Regions from separate parts of the Homo sapiens genome. Here region 2 is linked to region 1. Evidence: chromatin loops called from intact Hi-C (ENCODE). Cell type or tissue: IMR-90. All regions are shown on one strand. Each heading gives the region's core, and the rest is flanking DNA. Links, peaks and the distances in the headings are about the cores only. Region 1 overlaps TASP1 (taspase 1). Region 2 overlaps TASP1 (taspase 1).

What was found. A loop is a pair of places that touch in the nucleus more often than their neighbours do. Peaks named below come from ENCODE experiments on the same cell type or tissue, not always from the same donor. Only the 100,000 strongest peaks of a DNase experiment are listed, where the experiment ranks them.
Region 2: it touches region 1 in a loop (15-fold over the local background); 1 of 110 quality-filtered maps calls a loop at or near these places.

What each region holds. Positions count from the first base shown.
Region 1 is chr20:13,406,364-13,417,691 of GRCh38, reverse strand. TASP1 (taspase 1) reads left to right here. Exons shown (of 14, transcript NM_017714.3): 13 at 171-244. Among named protein-coding and RNA genes, the nearest start is that of ISM1-AS1, 170 kb to the right of the region's middle. In IMR-90, for the core only: no CTCF peak of the experiment used is centred there; no DNase peak of the experiment used is centred there.
Region 2 is chr20:13,517,149-13,528,476 of GRCh38, reverse strand. TASP1 (taspase 1) reads left to right here. Exons shown (of 14, transcript NM_017714.3): 10 at 1-44. Among named protein-coding and RNA genes, the nearest start is that of TASP1, 120 kb to the left of the region's middle. In IMR-90, for the core only: no CTCF peak of the experiment used is centred there; a DNase peak (open chromatin) is centred at 3,066; H3K27ac peaks cover 1,609 bases.

The sequences.
Region 1 (11,328 bases), core at 1,659-9,658:
ATTACACAGTTTTAGTGATAAATCATCTTGACATTTATGAACAAGCAAATGGAAAGTGGGGAACTGAGTGTGTTAAATATAAAGCTATCTTTAACTGTTCTATTAAAAAGCAAAGATTTATTTTCCATCTGTGATCTGAATGTGCCTATTTGTGTTCTCTTTTATGGCAGTGGAATTTCTGTGGAGCCACACGACGGAGAGCATGTGTGTCGGATATATGTCAGCCCAGGATGGGAAAGCCAAGGTAAGTGGGAAAAAACGGTCATAACCTGAAAACCTTGTAGCCATCGCATAAACCTCTAACCAGCTAAGTTGATGTGGATGAATTTTTTCAGCTTTTTTTGGGCAGTAGCTTTGTGGTCTTCATAAGCATCCGAATAAGAACAGTTAACAATGCTAACAGCTCCAGAGAAAACCAGCATATCTATTTTGCTTTTGGTGACACAGCAGGGGAGCATTAGGAGGAGCCTGCCCACTTTCCCCCACAGCCCCCAGCTTGTTCCTTTTTGCCCATTGTGAATAAGTAGAGAAGAGGAAACTGGGGTTTGGGAAGAGAAAATGGGAGTGAAGCTGATGAGCTGACATAGATGGATGTTTCTGCAAGAAGTGTTGGAATAAAGGAAACTGAGTCAAACAAGCTTTAACCCTAGAAAGCATCCTGCATGTTTGATGGCACAGGTGGCTGACATGCTTGCAAATATGACCTGTCTCACCTTTCAGTGTGTTCTGTCATGCCCTGACCTGGTGTCTTCATGGGCAGAATTAAAGGTCTCTGTCCATGTCCCACATGCCTGTGGCACTCGTCGCTCAGTGAGTTGCAATAATCACATAGGCATCCACATACTATCTCCGGAGTTGCTTTGCTTCCCTGGACTCATGATGGTTGAGCCTGGGAATAAGCAACATGATTTGTGGATTTTATTTTATATTGGCCTCATGTTCTTCTTGTTCATAAATTTTTTAGAAACAGCTGTGGCCTGTGATGTTTACTTGGCATTAAAGTACCTCAGTTATAAAGCTGTGAAGTTGTGCAGCATTGTTTTTAAAAGAAATGATTTATTTTGCACATTTTGACATATAAAATAGGAAAACTTCTGATATGAGCAGTCTGTTACAGATTGAATCATAAAGGATAAATATAATAAAGAACACTTTATTGCTTATTTGTCATGTAATACCTATCCTGACTATCCTTTGTATATTATCCAGCCAGCCTGTAGCTCCACAGAACTTTTGTGAGTAGTGTAAAGAACATTTATTCAGACAAGGATTGACTTATATTGTGAAAATTTTGCTGAGATCCACCCTCCCCCTTTGCTTCACCTTCATCTGGTACAATATTCCTATTGTGTTAGTAGACCTGTTTCCTAAGAGAATACATAAAATATTGCTTTATTTCATAATTTATATAGAATGGAAATATAATTGTCCATTTTAAAGGTGATTTAAGGGTTTAGAACAGCACTGTCTAATAGAATTTTGTGTGATGTAAACATTTTATATCTCTGTTTTCCAACAGGGAAGCTACTAGCCACATGTGGTTATTGAGCACTTAAATGTGGCTAGTTTGATGGAGGAGCTGAATTTTAAATTTTACTTAATTTAAATTTAAATAGCCACATGTGGCTCGTGGCTACCATATTGAACAGCACAGGTTTAATGAATAAGTATGAAAATGATTATTCATATTTTCAGATTCATTTCTTCTCAGTGACAAAACAGTTCCCATACATAAAACAAGCCTGATAAACCCCAAGAATCCTTGCCTAACAGTAGCTTGAAGCCATTTCAGTTTCTCTGTCCCCTTAATATTGATTCAGAACTAAGATTGCTTTTTAACAAAAGAGCATGTTTGAGGTGGACGTCAGCACTGAAGCCAGTCTGATGGGGTATGATTATGTTATTAAGTCCCTTGTGTGGAAATTTTTTGTTATCCTTGCTGGTGGCCCGTGAAAGACACCTTACTATTTAATGTGAAATATAGGTAGGAAAGAGTGTAGAGTCCTGCTATGAGCCCGAAGATATTTGGCCTCCAGTTATATTGCTTGACATCTGGTAGACATGGTTTTCTTATTGCTGGTAAATTCTCCAGCTGGTAGTCAATTGGGCCAGCAGATACAGCTGGTCCTCTTGCCTCTCTTGTAAATTATGTTTTTGACCTTCCTTGAGGAGAGTTAATCCCTCTTCCTTCCTTTCTCCTTTGAGCCTGTGACTACAAATACTTTCAAGGAAAAAAAAAAAAAAAAAGAAAACCCCAAAACAAAAACACTAATGATTTGGCTGCGGAATTTTATTGATCAAAAAGAAAAATTATCTCTTTTGTTATAAATGCTAGAATTTTTTTGTATTGCAAGTAAGACAAAGTTATAGATGAGAGGCTGAGCTCAAAAGAGAAAAGGGGCTATAACAATGTTTGTATTCTGTTTAAGCTTTGGACCTTCCTCTCCCTCTGGTTTCCTGACTTCTATAAAAGAATAGTTGAACTAACTAGTGGCATACCTGTTCAGCATCATGACTGGTTTCCGAAACATGTTCCTCCATAATGTTGAGAGCCGTGGTAGCGAAATGAGTAAGAAGGCATCTTAAAATATTTAAAATTTAAAAACTATTTTTAAAAGTTAAAACACTTGTGCCCTTGTTTTCAAAAATTGTCTTCCTTCTGCTTGTTACCAAACTCAGAAACTGAGGCCACCTGGCCATTTGAACATATATGAGCTAGTTGTGTTTAATCCCAAGTTAAAGCCTTGAATTAAAGCTTAGCTAAAAATCATATTGCGTAGAAAAGGCTGGATAATAATCAGTATCATTGTAACCAGAATGCATGTATAATTTGAATAAATAGAGGTAGGTTCTTTTACAAGTCTTTTTTTTTTAAAGAATGTTCTTGCAATTAAATCATTTAATTTAATTTCTAAACTGCTTTGATAACATAAGATAAAGATTTATTTTTAAGGAGCCAAAATTAGGGCATCAGTACCAGTTGGATTTTAAAAACAGATTGTCCGTATCCTACCCAGATAGCAGACAGTTAATGAAGAGTTTTTAATAAACACCCAGTGTGCATGGACTACTGTAATAGAAACAGGTGTTAAAACTGGCATGGAACTTATTCAGCTATAATACATGAAATTAGGTTTCTTTTATTATGTAGAGGTCACTTTTTATAACCACAGTGAAAATACTGTTATAAAAATTTCCTTGAGGAGGAGCAGACTATTTTATAGTCTTTAAGTGTCTCTCCACAGACTTCTTATTAGTTGCAGGGAAAAATAATAACTATATAATGGAGAAACCAGGCAACACCTTGACCATGTGATCAGAATTAATACCACCAATGAGGGGCAGATGGACAATATGTGCCTCTGGCTATGATAACTTGAGGATACAGTATCACTTGTGTAGTATTCCATCTGGAAATGTATAACCTGAACCTAACTGTGAAGAAACATCAGACACATTTAAAATGAGGAACATTCTGTGAAGAAAGAAAGAAAGAAACGTGTTCTTCAATAATGTCAATGTCATAAAAGACAGGCTGCAGAAATGTTCCAGAGGAAATAATTCTAAAGAGATGTGACAACTAAATGCAGTAACTGGTCCTAGACTAGATCCTATATCAGAAAAATGCTATAAATGCATTATTAGGTCAATTTACAAAATTGGAATATGGTTAGTAAAAAGTGTTTTATCATGGTTAAACTTACTGAAGTTGATTACTGTACTGTGGTGTATAATATTTTTATTCTTATGAAATACACACTAATGCATCTAGGGGTAAAGGGCCATAATATGGACAATATTTTCTCAGTGGGTCAGAAAAATATATTATGTGGATGAATGGATGGATAGAGCAACAGCAAATTGCAAAGCAAATGGAGCAAAATGTTAACAGTAGGTGAACCTTGGTAAAGGATGTATAGATCTTCCCGGAACGATTGTGTAATTCTTAAATTATTTTCAAATTAAAAATTTTTTAAATGTCACTCTTGGGTCTTGTGGCACATTTGATTAGTTCTTTGGGTCTTGTACTTGAAATGATGCAGTTCAAAAAATATCACCCTTGGTTTATAACCAAGTCTGCATTGGATGAATGATTACATTCCCCCAAACTATTGCCTTTTTCTCATTTTGAATTCCTGACTAGAATGACCAAAATTCAGATAACACATCCCATTACAAATATTTTGCAAAATATTTCTATGATAGTTCCTTGTTTTCCAGTGGGATCTAAGAGAGACTAAGCTTTTTCATAATCAAGGTGCTGTCCTCTTGGGATGTTTTTTGTTATATTACTCAGCTTTTCTTAAAAAAAAAAATTTACTCAACAAATATTTATTTGTGATGTTTCTCTGCCTTGTGTGACAAACCCTGTGTCATACTCTGACACATGGTAATGAAACAGGACAGATGTTGCCCATACCATATTTCCCTCACCTAGGGAAAGCACAGGGCACTGGGTGGTAACTCAATGATATTTACATTTTGTTTTTAACATTTTCTATTTTAATGCCATGAAGTCTTCGAAACCTCATGAGGTCGTGCCAGGATTTCTGTTCTTGGCACATCTGACTAGTTCTTTGGGCCATGCAGTTAAAATAAATAAGTATTGGGATGGGTGCAGTGCCAGGAAGTTGGAGCCTGGGTTGCCCTCCCACTCCATGCACACTGTGAGCTGTGGTTTGATCACTCTGCCTCTGGATCCCAGAGGCCTCATCTGTAATATGAGAATAAGAAATCCTTACCTTGCCTTAAGCCTTTCCTGTGATATGATATGATAAGAACGAGGAAGCAAAACCTTATCTGTCTCAATACAGATGACTAGACCCCATTAAGTCCTTGTTGTTGCTTCCAATCTGCAGAATTCCAAATTCAACATTCCAGATTACATAAACAAATATGTTGCCACTTAATTTTCAGTAGGATTTTTGTAATACCAATATAGTACCTACTGTGTTCTAACATGTTTTATCTTCATGAAGATGGTTTCCAGGTCTTTAAAAAAAACTTAGTGAATGTATATTTACAAAGGATAGCAGAGATGAGATTTCTGAGTGCTTTTTCCTAGGCTTAAAACTTACCTCTCACATAAAGCCATAGGAGGGAGACTTAAGTATAAAACATGATGTACACAAGGGGGGGTTATCAAAAGAAGTGCAAAGAAACTCCACTTCTAATTAGAATGAAGAAAGTTACAAGAGACTGTTGCTTCTACTCCCAACTATGTGAATGAGCTGCATAATCTATAGAATCATAAATTTTTAAAAAGTATCCAGAGAAGTTATTAGGTAGAGAAAAACCTAAGTAAACTAAATTCCAGAAAGAGACAAGCCCTTCCTAGGAGACAAAAACCTCTGATTGCTTTATTCCCTGGCAGAGCAGCAGGAGGAGGAGTCAAACTCAACACAGAGGTATATAAAGACAAATCAGCCAAATTTTTAATGAAATCTTTATGGCCGTGTGTGAGCTGGTGTGACAGATTAAAATCCTGAGACACTCCATTCACAGAGAGCTTATACCCACCGCCAGTTTTTCTCTGTGAGGCCTTCATCAAGTGGCAACACACCAAAGCTTGGAGCAGAGCAAAGAATTGTGAGTGATTCATTAAGGTGCATAAGATTTTCACCAAATACATGGCAGTGGCCAGAGAAAGACTAGAGGCATAGCAAGAGAGCCGCAAGACAACTCGGAAGCATAGTGGTCCTTTATCAAGTGCAACACAGTTGCAACAGAAGGCTGGATTAAAGCAAAAGAGATTTTAAAAAACCTCTCCTGCTCCCAACATGTACAGGGCCTTCATCAAGGGCCAGGCAGTGTTGTACAGAAGCCTAGTGCCAGGGTAAGAGAGTGAAGAAATATTCCATGACACAGAAATCTGGAGGAGGTTACAAAGAGCAAAACGAACACCTTAGCAACATGGAAAGCTGACGGCTTGCCTATAAACAAAGAGAAGTCTCCCGTGGTTAGAATGCTGGTGCCTGGACTATAAGAATGGAGAATTCTCTAGAGTTTCACCTGGGCTCAGATCCCAAACCTTGCTTAAGGGAAATTCCTGATCCAGGATACAAAATCAACACGTAAAAATTAGTAGCATTTTTATACACCAATGATGAACTGCCTGGAGAAAGAAATCAAGAAGGCAACACCATTTACAATAGCTAAAAAGAAATACCTAGTAATAAATTTAACCAAGGAGATGAAAGACCTGTACTAGGAAGGCTACAAAACACTGATAAAAGTAATTGAAGAGGACACAGACAAATGGAAAGACATCCCATGCTCATGGATCAGAAGAATTAGTATCTTTAAAACAATCCTATTGACCAAATACCAATGATATTTTCCACAGTAATAGAAAAGACAATCCTAACATTTATATGGAACCCCAAAAGAGCCCAAATAGCCAACGCAATCCTTGGCAAAAAGAACAAAGCTGAATACTTCACACTACTTGACTTCAGAATACCTTGCAAACCTATAGTAACCAAAACATTATGATAAAAACAGGCATATAGACCAATAGAACAGAGTAGAGAATCCAGAAATCCATACCTTTATAGCCAACTGATTTTTCACAAAGGCTCTAAGAACGTACATTGGGGAAGGGACGCCCTCTTCAATAAATGCTGCTGGGAAAATTAGATATTCATATGCAGAAGAATGAAACTGAATGCCTGACTCTCTTCATATATAAAAATCCATTCAAGATTGATTAAAATCTTAAATGTAAGGCCCCAAACTATAAAACTACTAGAAGAAAACATAGGGAAAATACTTCAGGACATTGGTTTAGGCAAAGATTTTTGTGGCCAGGACCTCAAAAGCACAGACAAAAAATCCCAAAAGAGACAAATAGGACTCTTATTAAACTAAAGAGCTGCTTCACAGGAATGGAAACAATTGACAGAATGAGCAGACAACCAGTTGAATGGGAGAAAATATTTGCAAACTTTTCTTCTGACAGAGGACTAATAATCAGAATATACAAGAACTCAAACAACTCAATGTTTAAAAAAAAAGATCCCATTAAAAAGTAGCCAAAAGACATGAGTAGATACCTCTCAAAAGAAGACATACAAATGGCCAACAGACATGTGACAAAATGCTCAACGTCAGTAATCATCAGGGAAATGCAAATCATAAACACAGTGAGATATTATCTTACCCCACTTGGAATAGCAGTTATTAAAAAGACAAAATATAGCAGGTCCTGGTGAGGATGCAGAAAAAACGAAACTCATACACTGTTGGTAGAAATGTAAATTCATACAGCCACTATGGGAAACAATATGGAGATTTCTCAAAAAACTGAAAATAGGACTACCATGCAATCCAACCTTTCTACTACTGGGTATTTATCCAAAGAAAAGGACGTCAGTACATCAAAGGGATACCTGTGCTGTACTTGCATGTTCATTGCAGCACTACTCACAATAGCAAGTATATAGAATCAACCTAAAAATATATGAACAGATGAATGGATCAAGAAAATGTAGTCTGTATACACAATGGAATACTATTGGGCATATTAAAGAATGAAATCATGTCATTTGCAACAGCATGGATTGAAGTGGAGGTCATTATGTTAAGTGAAGTAAGGCAGGCACAGAAAGACAACTTTAGCATGTTCTCACTTACGTGTGAGAGCTCAAACATGCTGATCTCATGGAGATAGAGAGTACAGTGATAAATACCAGAGACTTGGAAAGGTGTGTGAGTGGGAGGAGGGAATGAAGAGAGGTCGGTCAATGGGTACAGTTAGATAGAAAGTATGAGTTCTAATTTTTGATAGAGTAAGTTGACTATAGTTAACCACAATGTATTATATATTTCCAGTAGCTAGAAGATAGAACTTGAAATTTTCCCAATATGTATAGAAATGATAAATACTCAAGGTGATGGATACCCCAAATACCCTGACTTGATCATAACACATTCTGTGCATGAAACAAAGTATCACATGTATCCCATACATATGTAAAATATTATGTGTCAATAAAATGATTAGTATGTCAGTTGAAAAAAATAAAAACATAAAATAACTGATATTGAGTATATTCACATCATTTAAAAGATAATTTCAAACCCAGGAAGGATGAAAAATAATAGAAAAAGTTAAATGAGATAAAAATTAGAAATAAAATAATTTTCAAAAATGAAAGCTGGTATGGCTATATTAGTGTCAGACATAGGAGATATGAGATAAAACAGGACATTTCATATTGAAAATGTGGTCCATTCAATTAAAAAGGTATAAAACGTCTAAATGTATATGTGCCTAGTAAAAGAAACAAAAATTGACAGTAATAAAAGGAGTAATAGACAAATCTGTAGTCATAGTTGGAAACTTTAACATCCTTCTTTCTCTCAGTATGAAATAAGACATACAATAGTAAATGACTTGAATAAAAATTAGTAAGGATATGAATAATAGACCCAACTTGACCAAAGTGGTATTTATAGAACATTACATTCAACAAGTTATTATTTTCAAGTTCATAAGGAGTATTTACCAAGAGAAGCTGACAATTATTTTCAACTGAATGATAATTAAAACAATATATCAGAATTTATAGGATGCAATTAAAACATTAAAAGGAAAAGTATGTCCTTAAATACTTATGGTAGAAAAGAAAGTTTAAAATAAATGAGTTAAGCTATCATCTTAAGAAGCTTTAAGAAGAATAGATAGAAAATAATCAAAATAAGAATGCAAGCAGTAACATAGAAAAGAAATTTTAAAATGGAGAAAAACAAAGCTAGACGAAGTTCTTTGAAAAAAAATTAGTGAAATTGATAAAACTTTAGAAAGAATGATTAGGAAAGAAAGAAAGAAACCCACAAATTACCAATAGCAAGAATGAAAAGGAAATAGTAATGCATTCACCGATTCTGTAGGCATTAAGTGGCTAACTTTATTTCAACAGAGGCAGCAACTGGATGAAATTTATTAATTTGTTGAAGAAAACCAACTTAACAAACTAAACACAAAAAATTTTAAATAACCATTTACATATTTAAGAAATTGAATTTCTATAAGCAAAACATTCTCATAAAGTAAACTTTATGCCCAGATGGCATCACTGGCATTTTATATCAGACATTTCAGGAAGAAATAACATTAATCTTATGCCATTTCTTTCAGAAAAACAAAGCAGAGGGATTGTTTTCCAACCCATTTTATGAGACAAGGGTAACCTCAGTATTTGACAAAGATGTTACAAGGAAGGAAAACTACAGACCAATAGCTGTCATGAATATATATGCGGAGATGCTTAATAAGTTATTACTTTGGAATGAAAAATCCAGCAGTATTATTGCCCGTGGACACCAAATAAGGTTTTTCCAAGGAATGCACAGTTGACTTAACATTTCAAAAGTCAGTCATTGCCAACAAATGATCCTGGAACATAAGGATATCCACATGTAAAATAATGAAGTTGGACCCTTTATCCCATATATAAAAACTAACTCAAAATTTATCAGGAACCAAAATATTAAGAGCTAAAACTATGAATTTCTTAGGAGGACTTAGGAGTAAATCTTTCTGTCCTTGGATTATGCAGTTATTTCTTAGATATGATTCCAAAAGCACAGGCAACAAAAGAAAAAATAAATAGGTCATCATAAAAATTTAAAACTTTTATGCTTCAAAGGATAACATCAAGAAAGTAAAAAAAGCCCACAAAATAGGAAAAAATATTTGCAAATCATGTAATTGGTGAGGAGCTTGTACCAGAACATATATAGAACTCTTACAACTGAACAATAAGAAGGCATAAAATGGGCATGAGATCTGAGTAGACATTTTTCTAAAGACGATATACAAATAGCCAGTAAGTACAGGAAAAGATGCTCAACATCAGTAGTCATTAGTGAAATGCAGATGACAACCACAAGTAGATACCACTTCACATCCAACAAGATGGCTATGATAAAAATTGTGAATATTAACAAGTCTTGGTGAGGATGTGGAGAAATTGGAACCCTCATATATCACTGATAGGAATGTAAAAATGGTGCTGCTACTTTGGACAACAGTTTGGCAGTTCCTCAAAAAGTTAAACATAGAGTTACCATGTGACCCAGCAATTCCATTTCTAGGTATATGCCCAAGAAAATGAAAAGATAGGTCCACATGAAAACTTGTGCATAGATACTTATAGCAGCATTATTCATAACAGCAAAAAAAGAAGAAACAATCCAAATGCCCATCAACTGATGAATGGATCAGCAAAATGTGAAATATTCATACAATGGAATATTTTCAGCTGTAAAAAGGAATGAAGTGCAGATATATACTGTAGCTTGGATGAACCTTGAAAACATTATTCTAGGTAAAAGAAGCCAGACACTAATGGCCACATAGTGTATGATTTTGTTTATATGAAATGTCCAGAATAGGAAAATCCATAGAGATAAGGTAGATTAGTGGTAGAGGTAAGGGAATGGGGAGTGAGTGCTAATGGGCACAGGGTTTCTTTTAGTGGTGACGAAAATTTTCTGGAATTAGAACATTGCACATTTTGCAAATATATTAAAAACTACTGAATTGAAAAGTTATTTAAGTGGATGAATTTTCTGATATATGAATTATATCTCAGTAAAGCTGTTAAAAATGTTAATTGATATAATTTACTCTGTTACCAAAATAAAGGAGAAAACCCATATGTTCCTCTTGATTCCATATGATCATCTCAACTTGCATGAATGATAAAAACCTCAAAATAGCCGGGCACGGTGGCTAATGCCTGTAATCCCAGCACTTTGGGAGGCCAAGGCGGGCAGATCACCAGGTCAGGAGCTCGAGACCATCCTGGCTAACATAGTGAAACCCTGTCTCTACTAAAAATACAAAAAATTAGCCAGGCATGGTGGCGGGCGCCTGTAGTCCCAGCTACTCGGGAGGCTGAGGCAGGAGAATGGCGTGAACCTGGGAGGCAGAGCTTGTAGTGAGCAGAGATCACACCACTGCACTCCAGCCTGGGTGACAGAGTGAGACTGTCTCAAAAAAAAAAAAAAAAAAGAAAAAACCCTCAAAATATGAGATATCCAAGGAAAATTCCTCAATGTGATTAAGGGCGTCATCTATCAAAAACCTACAGCTAAAATCATACTAATTGGTGAAACACTGAACACTTTCTTTCTAACACTGACAACAGACAAAGAGGGCATCCACTCATCACTTCTATTCAGTATTTTATTGGATGCTCCACTAGTACAATAAAGCAAATAAAAGATAAAACTTGGAAAAGAAATAGTAAAAGCCATAGTTATTCTCAGAGGACATGAAATGAATCTAACGAATGATGTGCAAGACGTGTTCCCTGA
Region 2 (11,328 bases), core at 2,066-10,065, 110 kb before region 1:
TACTGGAGCTCATAACCCCTACTCCACAGCTGTGAGTACCTCAGGTATTTGCTGCTTTCATAACCATTTCTCATAACTTCAACCTTGTCAATCATTTAATGATTAAAAGCAATATTTGTGGGTAAACATAGAACATGTGCTATGACAGTGTATGGATGTGGGAAAGATCTTCAGTATTTGCGAGGTTTTAAGGGTTGTTTAGTATCAGTGTAAATACTTTGCTAACATTTTCTTTTTTTTTTTTTTTTTTTTTTTTTGAGTCAGAGTCTCACTCTGTCCCCATGCTGGAGCAGTGGTGCGATCTTGGCTCACTGCAATTTCTGCCTCCCAGGTTCAAGTGATTCTCATGCTTCAGCCTTCCGAGTAGCTGGGATTACAGGCGTGCACCACCACACCCGGCTGATTTTTTGTATTTTTAGTAGAGACAGGGTTTTGCCATGTTGGCCAGGCTGGTCTTGAACTCTTGGCCTCAAGTGATCTGCCCTCCTAGGCCTCCCAAAGTGCTGGGATTACAGGCTTAAGTCACTGCACCCGACCCACTAACATTTTCAATACAACTCTGGAGTTAACTATGGTTAATTATATTTTTATAGATCTATATTTTTTCTAATGACCCATGATGCTGCCAAGTTTAGATAACAAAAGACATAAAAGTAGCAGTTAATTTCAAAAATTAACAGATAATCTCTTGAGTAAAATGTTGACATAAAACTTACAAGGTACATTTCCAAATATACAGTTTATGACATTCAGTCCTTGAACGACACTTTTAATGTAATACAGGTCTTCTTTTTATATGTATATTGTAAAGGCATTATCATTTAGTACAAAGTGTGTGTGTGCGTATGTGTGTGTGCGTGCGTGCGTGTGTGCAGGAGATGAGGAATGGTGGACATGGAGAGTTTTAATAGGCAGAATGGTTGTTGTCTATTTCCATACTTTAATCATGCCTGTGCCAGATGTACGTGAAGCCTTTTCTCATTATGTGATGATACCTCTGGTTGACAAAATAATATTGATTCATTCCTTTTTCATGTTATCCTTCAAGTTACAGTCCCATCCCTTTCTCTCCAACAGCATCAGACTTTATCGGGAGAGTGGACAAATATGGCTTCCTTTCCTACCTTTCTCTCTCCAATTTCTTATCACATTGGTTTCTGCCCCACCACACTAACAAAGCACCCAGTCCAGTAGCCCTCTTGTCCTGCTTTCTGTCTGCTCTTTCTGCGATCTCTGATGCAAGTGACTTTTTCTTTTGCATGTAGCATAGATCCTGGAACCCTCTTGGTTTGTCTGCCTCTCTGACCTGTTCCATCTTGGCCTTCTTCATAGATTCTTACTCCTCTGTCCTCCCATTGCCCACAGCCCCAGGGTTGAGCCTTTGGTGAATTCTGTGCTTTCTCCTGCTGATTTCTTGTTATTTCTGCTGTTCTCATGATTTCAGCTGTTCTCTCTTGGGATTGGCTTCCATGTCTGTATCTACTTTGGACTTTTGAGGTGCATGTGAGTCCTTTCTGACTTCCTGGTGGGCATGTTCCTATGGGTGCTGTGTATACATATCAGACTCATGAGGTTCAACAGAACATTTCATTCTTCATCCCCACCCTGTGTCACCTTTCTCCTGTGTCCTCTATCTCTTTCATTGCTCTTATTCTCCTATCCTTTGCTCAGACTTGAAATCTTGGCACCACTCTCATATTTGTGGTTTCTTTCTGTTTCTTCTTTCCTGACTCTGTTCTTTCAGACTCATCTTCTCATGCCTGCCTATCTTAGCAGCCTCCTGACCTAGCTCCATTTCTTGCATCAGTGGAAAAACATGGTTTTGAGCCATTGGCCTATCAGGAGAAGTCTAAAATGAATTAATGTTGAATCGAATCCATACTACTATAATTGTCAAAAAATTGTTTTTAGTCATTTTTGAAGAAATGAGCATAATGTAATAATATGAGTTAATTTTAAATTTTAATTTAATATTGGTGGCACATGAAAACCTTGATGCATAATGTTTACAAATTAGGCTGTGAACATAATTTAGTATGGCCCCGTGTCTATGGAAAATTGTAGTACTTGAACAAAGCAAAGACTAATTCATAGTTGCATTTTGATTGTCTCAAAGAAATCACAGTTGGAATCATGTATTATAAGAGTTTTCTTTGTGGTCAATATGTTGTTCAGTGAGATAGGTTGTTGTTTAGACATTACTTTCATATCTAGATGTTAGGAGAATTGGCTTCTATTCTAAACTGAAATCCTGAGAGCCTGCCTGATTGTGTCAATTTGGAAAAGAGATTTCCAAGTCCGAGGAGATTGTCCACCAGTCCCCTACCCTTATTTTAAAATTGGTGATGTGCAAGTTGGAATAAGAACATACTCCATGGATTTGATTCTATTAAGTAGAATGCAAGGAATGGGTAGGTAAAGTTAAAATTGTAAAATTAAGGTTTTTCTCCATTGCTTTTGAATATTTCCTCTTTTGCCTATCCTGTGTCAGTTGAAGATAGTTTCATATGTCTAAAGATACCTCTAGCTTTCCAGTTCATGACATCCAGTGTAGCTTTTTAACTTAGATACCCAACTTGTCATGTTATACTCTTCGCAAGCTAAAAGACTAACCATCATCAGCCCACAGAACCTGGGGATGATAGAGTAAATCTCCAGTCCCTCTTGTCCGTTGGACTTTGTGTGATTGCCTCATTCTTGTTTCTCATGGGGCTGTTGCTATGAAGTTGACAATGGAAACACATGGCAGAGTTGGGTGATCAAGTCAGAAGAAAGGTGGAGCACTGAATTTTGCAACTGTTTGGCCAAAATAAAGAAGACTTGTGCCTTAGGCTGCTGCAGAAAATCCAGAGACCTGGCCTGCATTTTAGGATTATATATCTTAGAAGGTGATAATTGAAAGGCGGAGAAAAGATAGTTAGTTATGGTTAGGATAGGGCTCTCCCAAGGCCAGATGGGTGATTTGGTCATTAGCCTGAGGGATAAACTCTAGCATCTTGTTCTCATCACTGGGTGAGGAGAAATGAGTAAGGGCTTGGGGAGAGGGGGTGGATTAACAGGAGCTGACCTTTCAAACTCTGACTAATGTTCTGGCGTCATAGGAATTTGCCTAGCTAGGGATAGACTAGAGCAGGCACATGAGTTCCTGTCCAGACTCTTCCAGACCCACTAGCTGTGGAGCCTGGGCAAGGGGTTATTTGTAAAACCAGAATAATATCTACCATTACTGTAAGGGGTAAGTAAGTTGACATACACAAAGCTTTTAGTGCATTTCTTGTCCCAGAGTAGGGGCTCAATACTTACTGTATTTCATTGAATCTAAGTCATCATCCTTTATCAGATGCACCATTATTTTTATACCACTAAGGAAACAAAAGACTGTCAATTAAAGTATAACACACTGCCTTCTCATCACTTAATGCATGGTGGTTGCTTTACAGGAAAATATAGAATTAGGGATGTCTCATCAGTGAGAAGTATTTCCTTCACTGATAGCAAAGTCATGCCTCATTGCCATTTCCATACCTTTCTATGTGTACAGTTATTTTTAATTTGAATTCTGTATCACACCGTAATCCTTCTGAACACATTTTAAACAACAGTTTAACTCAACACATGTAGTTCCAACACGGCACGTAACTGAAGGGTCAACACATGCGAACCGCTTGCATCTAGAGGCAGTGGCAGCTCTGTCACTACTGCCACCAGGCATGTAATGCCTGGAGGATTACATGGGAGGATGCATCAGTTATAACACACCTGAATCCAGAAGTTTAAAAATGTGAAAAAAGTATATTTTAGAATTGATAAATTATAGTAAAAGCTTTTCTTATTCTCAGCTTTTTCTAGAAAATAAATAATTTGTTTCAGACTGTCTTGAGGCAGTAAGATAAACTCTTGAGGAAAGAGGGCTGTGGGTATATTTGTGTCTCCTGAGTGCCTGGCAAACAGCCTTGTACAGGGTAAGTGCCCGGTATACAAATAAAAATTAAGAAATGTATGTGTGGGTCCTCCCTGTTTGAGAAGAATGCTTACTTTTTCAAACAGATTATTCACCATGGACTTTCTTTAAATAGGATTTTAAAATATAATTCAATTTGCCACATTTGAATTCACACATAATTTTTCAGTAACACAGCAAATACATAATGTTAGAAATATCTGGGATATGTCTCTGGCTATGGAAAGGACGAGCAGATTGAAGATTAGAAGATCAGAAGGAGGGGAAAAAAGCAAGAGATTAAGTTTATGCTTTGGTTTACCTTAACATTGCTTTTCCGTTACTTGTCTATACAGTTCTTTTTTCTTTCCTTTAAAAAAAAAAAAGACAAAGTCTCACTCTGTCGCCTAGGCTGGAGTGAATGCAGTGGTGTGATCATGGCTCATTGCAACCTTGGACTCCTGGGCTCAAGTGATCCTCCTGCCTCAGCCTCCCAAGTAGGTAGGACTACAGGTGCACACCATCACACCTGGATAATTTTTAATTTTTTTGTAGAGACAGGATCTTGCTGTGTTGCCCGGGCTGGTCTTGAACTCCTGGGCTCCAGTGATCCTCCCACTTTGGCCTCAAAAAGTGCTGGAAACAGTGAGTACAGGGGTACTGATGGCAATTGACTAAGATCAGAAGATGTAGGCTTCATTTCCCCTCCTTAAAGTATTCTGGCATGAAGAAAGACCTACTACCTTGTTTCTGCTGTGAGGCCAAAGGATTTCTGATTTTCTCAGTTCTTTGCTTTTTAAGGTCTTGGCTCTGGGCATTTCTAGAAACCTGAGGACGGAGAGGGTTGTGGTCAGGACTTGCCAGGAGTAGCTTCAAAGGTAGATGGGATTAAAAAAATACCAAAATTGAGAACAGCCTTATGCCTCAATATTTCTGAGCTAGTGATTAGTTTCTTCCTCAAGGGCTAGGAGAATATGCCATTCCTTTTTGATTTCTCAACTTAACAACCAGAGGTCTTCCTCTGTCCCTCTGTGGGAGATTGTCTATGGGACTGTGTTAGAAAACTCGTGCCCAGAGACCTTTGTCAGGAGGGCACGAGACAGCCTTCTCTGTGAGAGGGGGGTTATGTGACAGCAGGAGCCAATGGGAGACTACTGCTGAGATATTGACAAATGCCATGTGGTCATTGCTCTTTAAGGGTATGTGGAAGGCAGGCAGGAATCCATGCTTCAGCTTCTATTTAGCAGCAGTCATTCTTGTACTCTGTGTGTCACAGGCACTCTTGGTGAATACAAGCCCTATTCTACTGAGGACTCAGTGCAAATCACCTAGGGTTCCAGTCTTCCTTCTAGCCCTCTCCCCATTTCTTAGCAACCCTTCAAGGTGAAACCTCAAGGAATTTTCTATACTCAAGGTTTATTATTTTTCTTAGTTCTCTTCTCTCACTCAATTTTATTCTACTTCAGTCAGGACTTCTCCTCTACCACGCCACCAATCTGTTCTTGTCAAGATTAACAATTACCTCTAAAGTCATGTGATTATCCTTTAGTCCTATAAGCAACATTTGACACGGTTGCTCAAATAACTTGCTCCTCCTGTAAATACTGTCCTTAATAGACTTCCAGGGACCACACACTCCTGTTTTTCCTGCCACCTCACTGGCTGCTCCTTCTTAGTCTCCTTTGTTAATATTCCTCATCTCTTTGACGTCTCAGTGTTGGAGTGCCTCAGTGCTTAGTCCTTGAACCTCTTCTCTCTTTCTTTGTATACCTGCTCCCTTTGTGTCTCATCCAGTCTGATGGCTAAGTACCATCTATGTGCTGATGATTCCTACAATTTTATCTCCAACCTGGGCCTCTCTCCATAACTGAGTTATAATTCAAGTGCTTGTTAAAATCTCCACTTGTATATATAACAGACATCTATTTAGCATGTCCGAATATGAGCTCTTGCCTAACCCTAAACGTGTTCTCTTGAAATATTTTCCCCACAGCAAGTGTCAATTCCAGTGGCTCAAGTCAAAATTTTGGGTTCATCCTTGACCCTCTTTTCTATCTCACGCACATCCAATTCACCAACAAACTTTGTTTACTCTCCTCTCTGAATATATTTAAAATCTGACCACTTCTCAGCACGTTAATGGCCACCAACAGTTCTGTGGTGCCATCATCTCTAATCTGGATCATTGCTAGCCTCCTAGCTGGTCTCTTGCTTTTTGCCCCATTCCCCCTTTATTTGTTTTGCAACCCTGCAACTGGTGTTCAAACCGAACTCAAACGATATACCTCTATTTTGAAATGTTAAGCCACTTCCCATCTTAATAAATGGGAAAGCCACAGTCCTAATGAAGGGCCTATAAGGCCTTGTTGGAGATACTTCCCAGCTTCCCCTCAGAACCTCTTGCTTTTCTTCTCTTGCTCACACAATTCCAGCTACGGTGGCTCCTTTGCAGTACTTCACACATGCCACGCACACTCCCGCCATAGGGGCTTTGTCAAGCTGCTGCTTCTCCTCCACCCTCAGTGTCTCAAGCCCCCACTCTCACCTCATCAGACCTTTATTCAAATGAGTCACCTTGATGAGTTCTTCTGCAGCCATCCTATATAAACATGGAGTTCTTCCTTCAGCCAACATTTCCTGTCTCCCTTTCATGTTTTATTTTTTCCCGTAGCAAGTATCATTATCTAATATTTTATATCTTTACACAATTTTCTTTTTAAAAAATTGGTTTAATTTAATTTAATTTAATTTTATTATTATACTTTAAGTTTTAGGGTACATGTGCACAACGTGCAGATTAGTTACATATGTATACATGTGCCATGTTGGTGTGCTGCACCCATTAACTCGTCATTTAACATTAGGTATATCTCCTAATGCTATCCCTCCCCCCTCCCCCACCCCACAACAAGCCCCGGTGTGTGATGTTCCCCTTCCTGTGTCCATGTGTTCTCATTGTTCAATTCCCACCTATGAGTGAGAACATGCGGTGTTTGGTTTTTTGTCCTTGCGATAGTTTGCTGAGAATGATGGAATGATGGTTTCCAGCTTCATCCATGTCCCTAAAAAGGACATGAACTCATCCTTTTTTATGGCTGCATAGTATTCCATGGTGTATATGTGCCACATTTTCTTAATCCAGTCTATCATTGTTGGACATTTGGGTTGGTTCCAAGTCTTTGCTATTGTGAATAGTGCCACAGTAAACATACGTGTGCATGTGTCTTTATAGCAGCATGATTTCTAATCCTTTGGGTATATACCCAGTAATGGGATTGCTGGGTCAAATGGTATTTCTAGTTCTAGATCCCTGAGGAATCGCCACACTGACTTCCACAATGGTTGAACTAGTTTACAGTCCCACCAACAGTGTAAAAGTGTTCCTATTTCTCCACATCCTCTCCAGCATCTGTTGTTTCCTGACTTTTTAATGATCACCATTCTAACTGGTGTGAGATGGTATCTCATTGTGGTTTTGATACGTATTTCTCTGATGGCCAGTGATGATGAGCATTTTTTCATGTGTCTTTTGGTTGCATAAATGTCTTCTTTTGAGAAGTGTCTGTTCATCTTCTTTGCCCACTTTTTGATGGGGTTGTTTGTTTTTTTCTTGTAAATTTGTTGGAGTTCATTGTAGATTCTGGATATTAGCCCTTTGTCAGATGAGTAGATTGCAAAAATTTTCTCCCATTCTATAGGTTGCCTGTTCACTCTGATAGTAGTTTCTTTTGCTGTGCAGAAGCTCTTTAGTTTAATTAGATCCCATTTGTCAATTTTGGCTTTTGTTGCCATTGCTTTTGGTGTTTTAGACATGAAGTCCTTGCCCTTGCCTATGTCCTGAATGGTATTGCCTAGGTTTTCTTATATGGTTTTTATGGTTTCAGGTCTAACAGTTAAGTCTTTGATCCATCTTGAATTAATTTTTGTATAAGGTGTAAGGAAGGGATCCAGTTTCAGCCTTCTACATACGGCTAGCCAGTTTTCCCAGCACCATTTATTAAATAGGGAATCGTTTCCCCATTTCTTGTTTTTGTCAGGTTTGTCAAAGACCAGATGGTTGTAGATATGTGGCATTGTTTCTGAGGGCTCTGTTCTGTTCCATTGGTCTATATCTCTGTTTTGGTACCAGTACCGTGCTGTTTTGGTTACTGTAGTCTTATAATATAGTTTGAAGTCAGGTAGCGAGATGCCTCCAGCTTTGTTCTTTTGGCTTAGGATTGACTTGGCAATGTGGGCTCTTTTTTGGTTTCATATGAACTTTAAAGTAGTTTTTTCCAATTCTGTGAAGAAAGTCATTGGTAGCTTGATGGGGATGGCATTGAATCTATAAATTACCTTGGACAGTATGGCCATTTTCCCGATATTGATTCTTCCTACCCATGAGCATGGAATGTTCTTTCATTTGTTTGTATCCTGTTTTATTTCATTGAGCAGTGGTTTGTAGTTCTCCTTGAAGAGGTCCTTCACTTCCCTTGTAAGTTGGATTCCTAGCTATTTTATTCTCTTTGAAGCAATTGTGAATGGGAGTTCACTCATGATTTGGCTCTCTGTTTGTCTGTTATTGGTGTATAAGAATGCTTGTGATTTTTGCACATTGATTTTGTATCCTGAGACTTTGCTGAAGTTGCCTACCAGCTTAAGGAGATTTTGGGCTGAGACAATGAGGTTTTCTAGATATACAATCATGTCATCTGCAAACAGGGACAATTTGACTTCCTTTTTTCATAATTGAATATCCTTTATTTCCTTCTCCTGCCTGATTGCCCTGGCCAGAACTTCCAACACTATGTTAAATAGGAGTGGTGAGAGAGGGCATCCCTGTCTTGTGCCAATTTTCAAAGGGAATGCTTCCAGTTTTTGCCCATTCAGTACGATATTGGCTGTGGGTTTGTCATAGATAGCTCTTATTATTTTGAGATACTTCCCATCAGTACCTAATTTATTGAGAGTTTTTAGCATGAAGGGTTGTTGAATTTTGTCAAAGGCCTTTTCTGCATCTGTTGGGATAATCATATGGTTTTTGTCATTGGTTCTGTTTATATGCTGGATTACATTTATTGATTTTCGTATGTTGAACCAGCCTTGCATCCCAGGGATGAAGCCCACTTGATCATGGTGGATAAGCTTTTTGATGTGCTGCTGGATCGGTTTTATTTTCTAATTTGAGTTGTCCTTTATTTCTTTTTCTTTCTTTTAATTTCAACTTTTACTGTAGATTCATGGGTACATTTGCAGGTTTGTTACATGAATATATCGCATGATACTGAGGTTGTGGTACGATTGATCCTATCACCCAGGTCATGAGTGTAGTACCCAATAGATAGTTTTTCAACCCTTGTGCCTCTTCTTTCCTCCGCACTCTAGTAGTCCTCATTGTCTATTGTTCCTATCTTTATGTCCATGTGTACCCAATGTGTAGCTGCCACATATAAGTGAGAATATAGGGTATTTGGTTTTCTGTTTCTGCATTAATTTGCTTAGGATAATGACCTCCAACTACATCCATGTTGCTGCAAGGGATATTTTTTTTGTTCTTTTCTGTGGCTGTGTAGTGTTCTATGGTGTATATGTACCACATTTTATTTGTTAATTCACCACTGATGGGCATCTAGGTTGATTCCAGGTCTTTGCTATAGTGAATAATACTATGATGGACATGTGAGTGCCTTGTCTTTTTGGTAGAACAATTTATTTTCCTTTGAGTATATACCCAGTAATGGGATTGCTGGGTCAAATGGTGGTTCTATTTTTAGCTCTTGGCTATTTTCTTTTTATTTTCTACCCTGCTCTAAATTCCTTAGGGGTTGGGATTTTCATCAGCTTTGTTCGTTGATGTGTGAATGTTGCTTATTACCTACAACTGCTGAATGAGTGTGAATGAATATGAATGACAAACAAATACATTGTGGTGGGGTAAGCCAGTGAAGCCCGGATGAGTGAAGGCTGAGAGGAAGGCAAATGAGGGGCTAAGAGTGGTATATTCTTGATAAGAGCAGAGGATGCCTGAAGAAGATGATTGAGTCTGAGGTGTTTGGGGCTTAATTTGGGGACTTAGGTCGTGGTGTTTAGACATTTTCTTTTGTATGAAAGGGGGACTCTTGAGTAGGGAGATGATCATACTTTTAGAAGATACATGAAGATAGCTCTTTCTTCTCTGAGAGTGTTCTGGCATGATGAGGAATGATCCAGACGCTGAGAGGCAAAACTAGTCAAGGAGTTAAATACATTGCTCTTAGTCCTGTTGGTGACATCCAGACTCTTTAGTCCACTTTGATTCCTTAATCTGCCTTGTTGGGCAGGCTGACACTGGCTTCTCAGAAGTTTCTTGTCCTTATGAAAGAATAAACCTTCATAATTTTTGTCACTCTCAATGAGATTCTTAGAATGCTGAGGAGCTGCCACTGGAGCTGAAATAATTTGAGACATAATATGTGGGGTTAGGAATAATGCCATGGGAAATCTTTTTGTGAATTATGACTTCTAGATGTGAGCCTAGATAAAACCCTAATGTTTGTAAACATTGTCATCTTAAAAGCACTTAACTCTTTGGACTGTTTGGTTGTTGGGGGTGGGAAAAATAATATTCATTTACAGATAACAGAGTATATAAACTACCAGCACATTTCTAAGAACTGAAGTAATTATCTGGGATGGGAATTCTATTCTGAGTTTATTGCATACTCTAATTAGGTCACTTCATATCTGATTAACTTTTAATATATTGCTTCTTGCTTTTTATATAAGTAAAGTCACTGATGGTATGCAATTATGTAGAATTCTGAATTATGCCAGATGATTTTCTAAGAAACCAGTTCAATGTGACAGCAATTGATATATCTTAGAGATTTTAAATGAGTGGATTTCTTCCTTTCATTCAGTGCGACATGTTACTTGTATCTTAGAGATTTTAAATGAGTAGATTTTTTTCCTGATTGTGAAATAATGCATGCTCATTGATAGGATTTGGGAAATGAAACTGATAATTTTTGCCATCCTGTGGTAGTCACTATTAATATTTTCGGTGGATTTTTGCCATTAAACAAAAGCGGAAATACTGCTTAGCTTGTATTGTACTTTGTTCATTTAATATTTTATAATGAACATTTTTATGTATTATTATTCTTCCAAACATAATTTTAAAGGATATGAAGGATATCTTTCCATGCATCATGAGTTCATGTATTTTGCTCCTCAGCAAGACGACTTGTAATTGGCCTCATGCAATAAAGCAGCAGCTGTTTTAGAGGCTCTTATTTTATGTTCTAGCCTGGTTATGATAAGAGAGAATTAAAAACATAGTCCTTGTCCTCAAAAGACATGAAACCTGGGGCCTTGGTAATATAGGAAACCTTCTTGCCAATATAGGAATATGTTGACATATTAGCTAT